2 separate regions of the Homo sapiens genome follow, and region 1 is linked to region 2. Evidence: chromatin contacts called from ENCODE Hi-C data. All regions are on one chromosome and are shown on one strand. Each heading gives the region's core, a stretch centred on a gene start or an enhancer-like site at or near the end of the contact. The rest is flanking DNA. Distances are from core to core; before and after follow the strand shown. Region 1 holds the start of HSPB8 (heat shock protein family B (small) member 8). Region 2 holds the start of PEBP1 (phosphatidylethanolamine binding protein 1).

The links. Hi-C counts contacts between places; a loop is a spot of excess contacts on that map. Pooled maps may share reads with other maps.
Region 1: a loop to region 2 is called in a map of ascending aorta, with 3 times the contacts of the local background. The contact joins the promoter of HSPB8 here to the promoter of PEBP1 in region 2. A Hi-C loop is called at or near these places in 2 of 168 maps with a recorded cell type or tissue (ascending aorta and gastrocnemius medialis) and 5 of 50 pooled maps.

The regions. Positions count from the first base shown.
Region 1 is chr12:119,177,062-119,182,828 of GRCh38, reverse strand. HSPB8 (heat shock protein family B (small) member 8) reads right to left here and starts at 3,898. Exons shown (of 3, transcript NM_014365.3): 1 at 3,150-3,898. The coding sequence starts at 3,516. HSPB8-AS1 (HSPB8 antisense RNA 1) reads left to right here. Exons shown (of 3, transcript XR_007063482.1): 3 at 627-1,662. RefSeq lists enhancers at 3,546-4,295, 5,475-5,767.
Region 2 is chr12:118,134,218-118,139,964 of GRCh38, reverse strand. It overlaps PEBP1 (phosphatidylethanolamine binding protein 1), which reads right to left and starts at 3,841. Exons shown (of 4, transcript NM_002567.4): 1 at 3,621-3,841; 2 at 1,817-1,926; 3 at 414-514. The coding sequence starts at 3,755. LOC101928274 (a long non-coding RNA gene) reads left to right here and starts at 3,973. Exons shown (of 4, transcript XR_945409.4): 1 at 3,973-4,108. RefSeq lists a silencer at 3,464-3,553 and an enhancer at 3,546-4,046.

The sequences.
Region 1 (5,767 bases), core at 2,649-5,148, 1.0 Mb before region 2:
GGTTAACAAACCTACCCACACTTCCTAGGAGGTCCTTGTGAGGAACCACTGAGCCACCACATGTAGGCCTTTAGCACGTGCTTGTGGAGGAACGGATTTGTCATTTTGTGGTATAGGGTGGGAAACTGGATCTGACTTCCAACTTCCCTTGAAAATTGCTTTTTATTTATTTTTATTTTTTATTTTTTTTGAGACAGAATTTCTTTCTTGTTGCCCAGGCTGGAATGCAGTGGCACGGTCTCAGCTCACTGCAACCTCCACCTCCCAGGTTCAAGCGATTCTCCTGCCTCAGACTCCTGAGTAGCTGGGATTACAGGCGCTCACCACCACACCCGGCTAATTTTTGTATTTTTAGTAGAACGGGGTTTCGCCATGTTGACCAGACTGGTCTCAGACTCCTGACCTTAAGCGATCCTCCCGCCTTGGCCTCCCAAAATGCTGGGATTACAGGCATGAGCCACCGCACCCGGCCCGAAAGTTGCTTCTTAAATAGAGCTCCTGATATCAATTTTATTTTTAAACCCCTTTTATGAAAGCCCTTGTATGGACTCTCAGGGAATTTGGATTTTGTCTAGCCGATGTCACTAATTGCATGTCTGAAAAGCTTTGTCTTTGTCTTATTTAAGCTCCCAATGACCCCATTTTACAGACGTGGAAATTGAGACTGCATGACTCACCCAAAGCCTCTGGATTAGTAAGATACTTAGCTGAGATCTCAACATGGAGCTGCCAGACCCCACCTGTTATGAAGCACCTACAAAAGAGGATGGTGAAAAACCCTCCAGGCTGGACAGAGGGTCTCCTAGAGGGACCACAGGGTGGAGTCGACCCTTGGACTTGGGCTAGAAGCATCTAAGACCCTAATTAAAACAAGGACAGAAGGAATGGTGATAATCGGTCTGTTTACAGAGTGCCAGGCAAGCACTATTATTAGCTCCATTTTATAGACACTCCGCATATATTATCATAGATAGTCTGCATATGTTTAATCTTTCCTACACCCTTACAGGACAGATATTATTATGGTCTCCATTCTGCAAATAGGAGAAATGAGGCTCAGAGGGATGAAGACTTTCTCGTCCACATCCGCCATGCTAGTGAACAGCAGTGCTGGGATCTGAACCCAGGTTTCAAAGAGCATCTATTATTCATTATTTATTGGGGCCTTCCTGGATGCCTGACACTATAACAATAACGACGACAATAATAATACTAATTCCTTGTGTTCCAGGTCATAGAATGTGAAAGGAAAATAAATCTTGGGGCCCCCAAATCACTAAGCTAAAGGGAAAAGTCAAGCTGGGAACTGTTTAGGGCCAACCTACCCCCCATTCTATTCAAAGGCAGCCCTCTGCTCACTGACATAGATGCATTATCTGTTTGTCTCCTTTGGAAAGGCTAATCAGAAACTCAAAAGAATGCGACCATTTGTCTCTCACCTACCTGTGACCTGGAAAACCCCTCCCTGCTTCAAGTTGTCCTGCATTTCTAGATCGAACCAATGTACTTCTTACATATATTGATTGATGTCTCATGTCTCTCTAAAATGTATAAAATTAAGCTGTGCCCAGACCACCTTGGGCATGTGACAGGAGGACTTCCTGAGGCTGTGTCATGGGAGTGTCCTCAACCTCGGCAAAATAAACTTCCTAAATGAACTGAGATCTGTCTCAGATTTTCTGGGTTCACAGGTATGTACACATTTTACAGCATCACCTCACTTAAAACAACAATCCTTATGGTATAACCATTTGAACCCTAATTTCCAGATGAGGAAACAAAACAGAAGCACAAAGTGAAGTAATTTGCACATCCTGCTGGTTAAAGTTGGAGCCAGTTTCGGAACTCATGCCCTGCTCCCCAGCCAACTCAGAAATCTGGCTGACCCTGTCATCAGCACGTGGCCCCAGCGTGTCTCCCAGCCCACCACACCCGCTGGAGCCTCTGATGTTTATAATTCTACCAGGACTGGCTTGAAACTCCCCCTGAATGCTGCTGGGGCTTGTTCCTGCCCAGCCTGTGTTTGCAATGGCTTTGACTGATTTTCTGGAAGGCAAGCCTCTGCCGGGAACACATTCTTTTTAATGGAGTGTTAATCAGGAGGGAAGGAAAAGAAAGATTTTTCTACTGCCCAGCTTCACAGGGGCTGAGCTTCCTGTCTTCTCTCATTTTTCCCCCTAGTATGTTTATTTCTCCCAGGGTGGGATGCGGCAGTGAGAGCCCTGGGCCTAAAGCTGTGCATAGGCCCAGTCCCTACTCCACTCCTATTGCTGACTCATGGCATGACTGTGAACGAGTCCCACCTAGGCCTCAGCCTCCTCAGCTGCAAGATGGGCCTACCCTGCTACCCTGGAGTGGACTGAGGATGATTTTGGAGAAGTATAAGAATGTCAGCCCACCCTTGGCACCTAGTAGGTGCTCAGTAAATCATCACTTCTTCTTTCTGGCCTCCTAATTCCCAGACAACCTGGGTCTGACTCCTTGGTGGCCTTGAACAAGTTACTTTAATCTCTCCGTGCCTCAGTTTCCTCATCTGAAAAAAGAAGATAAACAGTACCCACCTCCTCTGGTTGTGGTATTAGCTGAGATATTATAGGCAACAGCAGTTAGCAAAGTGCTGAGCGAATAGTTAGCACTCAGAGTTACCAGTTAGTGTTACTACAATTACTGGTAAGCCTCAGTTTCCCTGTCTGGGACAAGGAGAGGTGTTTCACCGGAAACCAGTTGCGGTTATTAACACTATCATTGTTCAGCCTTAACGTGCACTTCTAGACTCTGTTATGATGCTGGAGTGCACAAAATCCCGTTTCTTCTTTGTTTTTTAATTCTTTGATATCTGCTTAACCTATTCTTTATATTAAATGCCCTCTGTCAAAATATCCAACATGGTTTCTATTTTCCTGTCTGTACCATGATTGATGAGCACCCAGAGGCCCCAATAGCTGAGTCAGGCAGGTTAAGATCTCTGCTGGGAGCCGGGAGAGAAGTTTTCCGTAAAGATAACTTTGCAGGCTGCATTCCTGAGCCCTGAGGTCACCTGTGTCACACTGTCCCAACGTCAGCTCCCAGGAAACTTTCTCTGGCTATTCCCAGGGCTGAGGGCTACATCCCGGCCTCCCCATTCTCTCTCCCTCCTGCCCCTGACTTACCAGACACCTCCACGTATCCATCTTTGGTCTTCACCATCAACTCCTCTGGCTTGAAGCTGTGCACATTCACACACACTTTCCAGGGCTCCCCAGGGAAGGGTGGGGGGGTCCTGCCCTCGGCAGGCACCCCAAACCTGGCGGTGGCAGTGGGGCCCCGGGGCACCATGCCCGACCTTAGGGTGCCTGGCCAGGCGGAGGAGAGACGAGGCAGAGCCCAGTCGGGCCAAGAGGCTGTCAAGTCGTCTGGGAAGGGGTCCATGCCAAAGCCATCATCCAGCAGGCGAGAGGAGAGGGGAGAGTCCCGGAAGGGGTCTCGGCGCAGGCGGCTTGGGTAGTGGCAGGAGAAGGGCATCTGACCGTCAGCCATGGTGGCTGCTCAGCTCAGAGAGAAACAGAGGCTCAGAGAGACAGAACCACCTGCCCAAGGTCACACAACAAGGTGGTGTGGCTGGGCTAGCTTATTCTTCAGCTTCCGAAAATGCTGCTTTTCTGCAGGGAGAAGCAGAACCAACCACTGCCAGGGACGGTTGTGTCCCCTCGACTGGGGTCCCAGCCCCCAAAGGTAACCCCCGGGGCAGATCCAGCAGAATCCCAGAGGGTCCCCGTCCGCACTGCCTCACGACAGACCGGCAAGCCACCGTCCTCCCAGGCTTCCCAGGCTGCCCAGGCTGGCAGCCAGAACCGCTGAGGTCTAGAGCGGAGCCAGGAGCTTAATAAACCCAGGGCACGCGCGCCTAGAAACTTCTTCTGGCTCCTTCTGGGCTGCAAGCCTTCTATTTATTTGCTGCTGGAGGCTGGAGGCGGGTTTTGCAAGCGTCTCCTGTCACAGGAATATTCGGAGGTGATGAACCAGCCCCGGAGAATCCGCGGAGGGAACAGCTGGGCTGTGGGGGGAGCTGGGAGGGGCCGCGTCCAAGTTCAGCCGGCCTCTCCGGACACTCTCTCCTCCCCTGGCCACTCCGCTCAGCTCCGCCCTCCTCTTGCTCCAGGAGCTGGAGCCGCCCTCCCCGAGCGGGGCACTAAGGCCTGGCTATTAATAACCCCGAGCCTGGCTGAGGGCTCAGGTCACCCTCTGGAAATACCTTCCCTAGAGCGTGTCGTATCCTGCCTTTCCCCTGGGGACCTGCAGAAAGGGAAGAGAGAGACAGGAGCCCAGTGGATTTGAAGGATGGCCCTGGGTTGCAATCCCCACTTACAAGATGGCCAAGCTCCTAGAGCCTCAATGCCCTCTGGGGAGATTGGTAAAGGAAAAAAAAAATTTTTTTAATGTGTATATATATATTCATATGACGCTTGTTAAAGTATGACAAGCAAGACTTTACTGGGCAGGGAAACTTTCTCCATAGATGTAGGGACCCCTGCAATGGGATTTTGCAGTGAGGGAGAAAGATTAGACTTGATTCCCAGTAGGTCATGGGTAAGTGTGAATTTGTAGCCAAGAAGCAGGTGGGGGGTCAGCGAATGGAAATTTACTAGGAGGGAAGTCCAGGAGTCAGAGGGATTCGGGCTCAGCTAACCTAAGAGGATTCTTGCTGAAGACAGGCCAGGGTGCTCAGACATCACCTGGGGGACCGCGGAGGATGAGGAAACTAATCAGATATCGAGGGTGATCAGAAATCGAAGATGGGTGGTTGCTACTAAACAGACTTAGCAGAGTTCATGCCAAAACTGAATTTTTCTTTCTTTCTTTTCTTTTTTTTTTTTGAGACAGAGTCTCACTCTGTCCCCCAGGCTAGAGCGCAGTTGCGCCATCTCCGCTCACTGCAACCTCCGCCTTCCAGGTTCAAGCGATTCTTCTGCCTCAGACTCCCGAGTAGCTGGGATTATAGGCACCCGCCATCGTGCCCGGCTAATTTTTGTATTTTTTAGTAGAGTTGGATTTCACCATCTTGGCCAGGCTGGTCTTGAACTCCTGACCTCATGATCCACCTGCCTCCACCTCCCAAAGTGCTGGGATTACAGACGTGAGCCACCTCGCCTGGCCCAAAACTGAATTTTTATAAGGAACCTCACTGATGGGCTTAGGAGAAGATTCAGAAATCCGATTAATGTTTGGTCAATCAAAGCATCTTTATAGGCAGTAACATTATTCCCAGGCACCTCCAGGTTGTTAGTTTTCCTCCTTATAAACGGACATAACAGTAGCCAACTCACAGATGTACCATGAAGAATACATGAGGTAATTCTCTTTCTCCTTGTATTTTCAATTTTGAGTTATCAATTACATAATGTTTGCTATATGCCAGGCCCTGCTCTATGGGCTTTATAAATATGAATTCATTTAACCCTCACCAGCAATCCTGTGAGGTAAGAGTACCAGTATTATCCCATTTTACAGATGAGAAAACTACCATAGAAGTGTTCATGAATAGTAGCTTCTATTATTATTATGACTGTTAATACTGATAATTATTGAAAGATGTTACACTCAGGCAGGAGGTCTGGTCTGAAACTCAAAGCCCCAAATCTAGACTTTCCTGCTCTTCCCATGCAGCTGGAAGAATGAATTTACAAATCCTCCTTTGGCTTGGAGGCCTCTTCGGCTTGGGTTCTAATCTTTGATCTGTCCGCAACAGGCAGAAAATTTTAGGCATGTCGTTTTCCCTGTGTGGGCTTTC
Region 2 (5,747 bases), core at 2,592-5,091:
TATAGTTAATTTGGAAACTATGATCATTTCTGAAATGTTTTAAAGAAACTCAAAGATCACCCCGGGCAAAGGCTTGAGATAGTTTAACTGTGTATTCCACTCACTGCAGCCCCAAAAGGCCATGCTAAGCTTTCTGCAACAGTGCTTCCCTCTCACCAACTTCCCTGCTTGCTAAAGGGCTAGGGGTGCAGAGACAGCTCTACACAAAGGGTCCGTCTGTCCAGAACCCAAGGCTCTAGCCACCTGACACTGCTGCAGGTCTGAATGTGTGCCCTGAAGGCAGCTGCCCTAGAGGTAAGCTGAGATGCTATTTCCAGCAGGGTTAAGGGCTCTCAAAAGAAAAGCATTGGGTCAATCCTAATGTGCCCCCGAGCTCCCTCCCCAACCTCCCACCAAAAACAACCTTTACTAACCTGTGCCCTTGGGAGGCCCCGAGCCCACATAATCGGAGAGGACTGTGCCACTGCTGATGTCATTGCCCTTCATGTTGACCACCAGGAAATGATGCCATTCTCTGCATGAAGAAACACGGGATGTCAGCACCACAGGAGATCAGGGAACATTCACTGCACAGTCAGCAACTGGGCATCAAGAACATGCTGGCTGCCACAACACAGCCACGAACAACAGTCCTTTCTTTTTTTTTTTTTTTTGAGACAGAGTCTCACTCTGTCACCCAGGCTGGAATGCAGTGGCACGATCTCGGCTCACTGCAAGCTCCTCCTCCTGGGCTCAAGCAATTCTCTGCCTCAGGCTCCCAAGTAGCTGGGATTACAGGCGCCTGCCATCATGCCTGGCTAATTTTCGTATTTTTAGTAGAGACGGGGTTTCACCATGTTGGCCAGACTGGTCTTGAACTCCTGACCTCGTGATCCCCCCGACTCGGCCTCCCAAAGTGCTGGAATTACAGGCATGAGCCACCGCGCCCGGCCCAGTCCTCACTTTCTTAGAGGCCAGCACGAACCTCATGTGTTTGCAGAAGAGCAGACCCAGCCCCTCCCACCCTCTGACATTTTCTAGAGCAAAGGTCAGCAAACTTTCCACTAAAAGGCCAGAGAATAAATTTGTTAAGCTTTGGGGGCCACAGTCTCTGTTGCAACTATTCAACTTGGCCTTGGCAGCATGAAAGCAGCCACAGATGACACATAGCTTTGCTCCAATAAAACGTTAACTGATGGACACTGACAGGTAAATTTTGTGTAATTTCCACATCATAAAGTACTATTCTTCTTTCAATTTTTCACCAATCATTTAAAAATGTGAAAACCAGGCCGGGCATAGTGGCTCACACCTGTAATCCCAGCACTTTGGGAGACTGAGGCGGGCAGATCACCTGAGGTCAGGAGTTCGAGAGCAGCCTGGACAAGGTGAAACCCCGTCTCTACTAAAAATACAAAAATTAGCCAGGCATGGTGGTGGGCGCTTGTAATTCCAGCTACTCGGTTAGCTGAGGCATGAGAATCACTTGAACCTGGGAGGTGGAGGTTGCAGTGAGCCAAGATCATGCCACTGCACTCCAGCCTGGGTGACTGAGACTCTGTCTCAAAAAAATAAAAAATAAATAACTAAATAAAAATGTAAAAACCATTCTTAGCTCATGGGGCTGTATAAAAACAGGCCACAGGTGGATATGGCTCTCGGCTGTGAGTTACAGACACCTGCTGTAGGGGGGCAAAAGGGCAGGAAAGGCACTCTCTGGCTTAAGCATGGGTGGGGGCATCCCAAACCAGGTCTACTTCTCTGTGTCCAGCAAGGGACTTACACCCGATAACTCATCTCTGCATGACCTGCTCTTCTCGTCTTTCTCACCTCTCACCTGTATTTGGGATCCTTCCTGCTGGGAGCATCCGGGTCTGTCAGGACCAAGGTGTAGAGCTTCCCTGAATCAAGACCATCCCACGAAATGCTGGTGGGTCTATTCTTAACCTGTATGAAGGAACCAGTTTGCAGTAAAAAAGTCAGAAATGCTGAAGAAACTGGCTGGGTGTGGTGGCTCACGCCTGTAATCCCAGCACTTTGGGAGGCCTAGGAGAGAGGATCACTTGAGGTCAGGGGTTTGAGACCAGCCTGGCCAACACGGTGAAACCTGCCTCTACTAAAACTACAAAAATTAGCTGGGCATGGTGGCGGGAATCTGTAATCCCAGCTACTCGGGAGGCTGAGGTGGGAGGATCACTTGAGCTGGGGAGGCAGAGGCTGCAGGCGGCCAAGATCACCCCACTGCACTCCAGCCTGGGCGACAGAGTGAGACTCTGTCTCAAAAACAAGAAATGCTGAAGAAACCAATACTCTTTCTTTGATCTCAGACTCTCCAAAGACAAAACAGAATAGATTTTTAATAAAATCAATGACCCTGTATTGACTGTAAGAGCCAGGAGCTGGAGTTTTATATACGTTATGTATTTTATTTGAGACCAGGTCTCCTTCTGTCACTCAGGCCGGAGTGTAGTGACGCTATCAAGGCTCACTGTAGCCTCAACCTCCAGCGCTCAATCGATCGATCCTCCCACCTCAGCCTCCTGAGCAGCTGGGAACTACATGCTCACACCATCACACCTGGCCAATTTTTTTTTGTAGAGTTGGGGTCTTGCTATGTTGCCCAGGCTGTATATTATTTCAGTCCCAACAACACCATGGGGCTAGTATCCCAGCACACTATTAAGAGAAACAGATAAGGCTGGGATTCCAACCCTGGCACTGAGTCCCCTCTCAACGACACCCTTACATTGTCTGTCCGGAATCACAGCGTTTCTGGATTTGGTGATCAGGAGGTTACCTGGAGCCTGCTGAAGTGAAATCTGCATTAACTGTACGTTTCAAAGTGCAAAGAAAAGGAGAAAGCCAAGGTGATGAGAGGCGGGCAGGGAGCAGGAAAAGGGAGGCTGTGTTAGATGGGCACTACATATTTAAACATCCAAAAAAATTAAATTCTGTGAACATCCAAAACAATGTAAGGTCGGGGCAGTTTATTTTACGCTGTTGCCCGGAGCTTCATAACCAACTAGCAGTGGCGTCTGCAAATCTAGTTTCTTCACTTTCGGCAGCCCCAGCCGTGGGCGTGGGAGGTCAAAGACCAAAACTAAACCGTTGCCCTCCAGCGTACCGGCTGGACGCTCTCGACCCATTTAACAAAGGAGAAATCGGCCGGCGCGCTCATCGCCAGTTACATAATGCGTCACAGGCTCTCGGGTGAGGCTTCAGCCCTCCAAAACCAGGCCTAAAATGCTGAGGCCCTAGGGGAAGCTCTGGGGGCGTCCGGGCAGCCACAGCCTACTCTGTCCCGGCGACGTCCCTCTCCAGCGCCCTGGCCTGTGGGGGGAGAGGGGGATCCGGCCTGTTTCCGAACCTAGGTCCCTCTTGGGTCTGAAGCCCGGGAAAAGTGAATGAATTTCTGCCGCAGGCCGAACCTGCCTGGCCACGCCACAGGCCGGGTTCCCGGTGCTCGGGGTGGCCCCCAGGCATGGGACATGGACCCCGGGACCTCTGGCCTGGGGGGGCCTCGACACACGCAGGCTGAACCTCCCCACCGCCCCTGGCCCTGTCTCCGCTGGGTCCCACCCAGGAGGCCGGCACAGGCCTCCGCGCCGTGCCGCTCGCTGCACGCCCGCCGCCCGGTGTACCTGGGTGGGCGTCAGCACTTTGCCCAGCTCGTCCACCGCCGCCCCGGCGTAGGTGACATGCAGCGGGTGCTGCGGCTGCTCGTCCACTTCTTGCAGGCTCAAGGGCCCGGACCACTTGCTGAGGTCCACCGGCATGGCGAGGCCAAGCAGAGCGTGCAGCCGGGAGTGCCGCGGTAGGCCAGGCGCGGGCGACAGAGGCGACGCGGAGAGCTCAGCACACTGGCTCGGGAAGACGCAGACCCAGCGACCACGCGAGAGCACGCGCCTCAGCCGCCGCCCAGCCCCGCGCACCGCCCCACGTCACGCCCACCGCTCCCTGGCCTCTGATTGGCCGAAGCTGGCAGAGCAGGGCCTCTCGCGCTCCTGGGTCCATGCAACCTGCTCCCTGTGGCTGCCGAGTTCTCGGGAACAGCGGCTCGGCCTGCAAGGCTGTTGTTTCAAGAAATGAAAATGAAGGGCGCCCTGGAATAGGTTCGCCGAAGAGAGAGGTTCGTGTCTCAGAAAGTGTCGCTGGGAAAAAAAAATGCAATTGAATTCGCCTTGGTTGCGTTTTGGTTTTCTTAATTTTTTGCATGATTCTTTGCTCCACTTTCCAAATTCAGCAACATGGCCTGTCGCGGTGGCTCATGCCTGTATTCCCAGCACTTTGGGAGGCCAAAGCAGGAAGATCGCTTGAGCCCAGGAGTTTGAGACCATCCTGGACAAGGTAGCAAGACCCCGTCTTTACAGAAAACTTAAAAAAAAAGAAAAAAAGAAAAAAGCCAGACACAGTGGTGCATGCTTGTAGTCCTAGCTACTCCGGAGGCTGGGGCGGGAGGATCACTTTTTTTTTTTTTTTTTTTTGAGACGGAGTCTCTCTGTGTTGACCAGGCTGGAGTGCAGTGGCGTGATCTCGGCTCACTGCAAGCTGCGCCTCCCGGGTTCACGCCATTCTCCTGCTTCAGCCTCCCGAGTAGCTGTGACTACAGGCGCCCGCCACCACGCCCGGCTAATTTTTTGTATTTTTAGTAGAGACGGGATTTCACCGTGTTAGCCACGATGATCTTGATCTCCTGACCTCGGCCTCTCAAAGTGCTGGGATTACAGGCGTGAACCACCACGCCCGGCCGATCACTTCTTGAATCTAGGAGTTTGAGGCCGCGGTGAGCTACGATCTTGCCACTGCACTCCTGTCTGCGCTTCAGAGCCAGATCCCATCTTCTCATACACACACACACACACACACACACACACACACACACACACAGCAAATTCAGAAACAGTAAGGCCTTGCTTTTCTCCTGCACTTTAAAACGAGCCAGATTCTCTGTATTTTCGCACGTGATCACTTGTCATAGTAATTGCCTGGTGAGAGCACCTGAGTGAACTTTTGAGCATTTAAATATATGGGGAAATGTATTTGTCCGTTTTCTCCACACACAAAATTCGTCCTCACAAAATTCCTGAGAAATGTTTGGGTTTTGGTTTTTTATGTTTGTTTTTTGAAAAACAATTTTAAACCATATTTATTCATACCAAAACTGCTCTTACTGTGACCACAAGCTGCTTGCTTTTTGCTGAATATGATAAGCACTATTTTTTTTTTTTTTTTTTGAGACGGAGTCTTGCTCTGTCGCCCAGGCTGGAGTGCAGTGGCGTGATCTCAGCTCACTGCAACCTCTGCCTCCCGGGTTCAAGCAATTCTCCTGTCTCAGCCTCCCGAGTAGCTGGGATTACAGGCAGGCGGCACCGCGCCCAGCTAATTTTTGTATTTTTAGTAGAGACAGAGTTTCACCATGTTGGCCAGGCTGGTCTCGAACTCCTGACCTCATGATTCGCCTGCCTCAGCCTCCCAAACTGCTGGGATTACAGGCAATAAGCCACCGCGCCCAGCCAATAAGCACTATTTAACAGTTCTTATCTGTTTTGACTCTTGACATTGATAATTCCTCCCATGGAATAAAAAGTTGTCTCTTGATTTACATTCTTACTAGGAAATAATACGAGTTCATTGTAGAAAATCAAAGAAAAAAACCCAAAGAAGTAGAAATCCCCTTCTATCCCACTACTTTGTTATAAACGTCAGTAATCATTTAGGGTATATCTTTCCTATTTAAAAATAATATGAGTATAGATGATTTTGTTGTT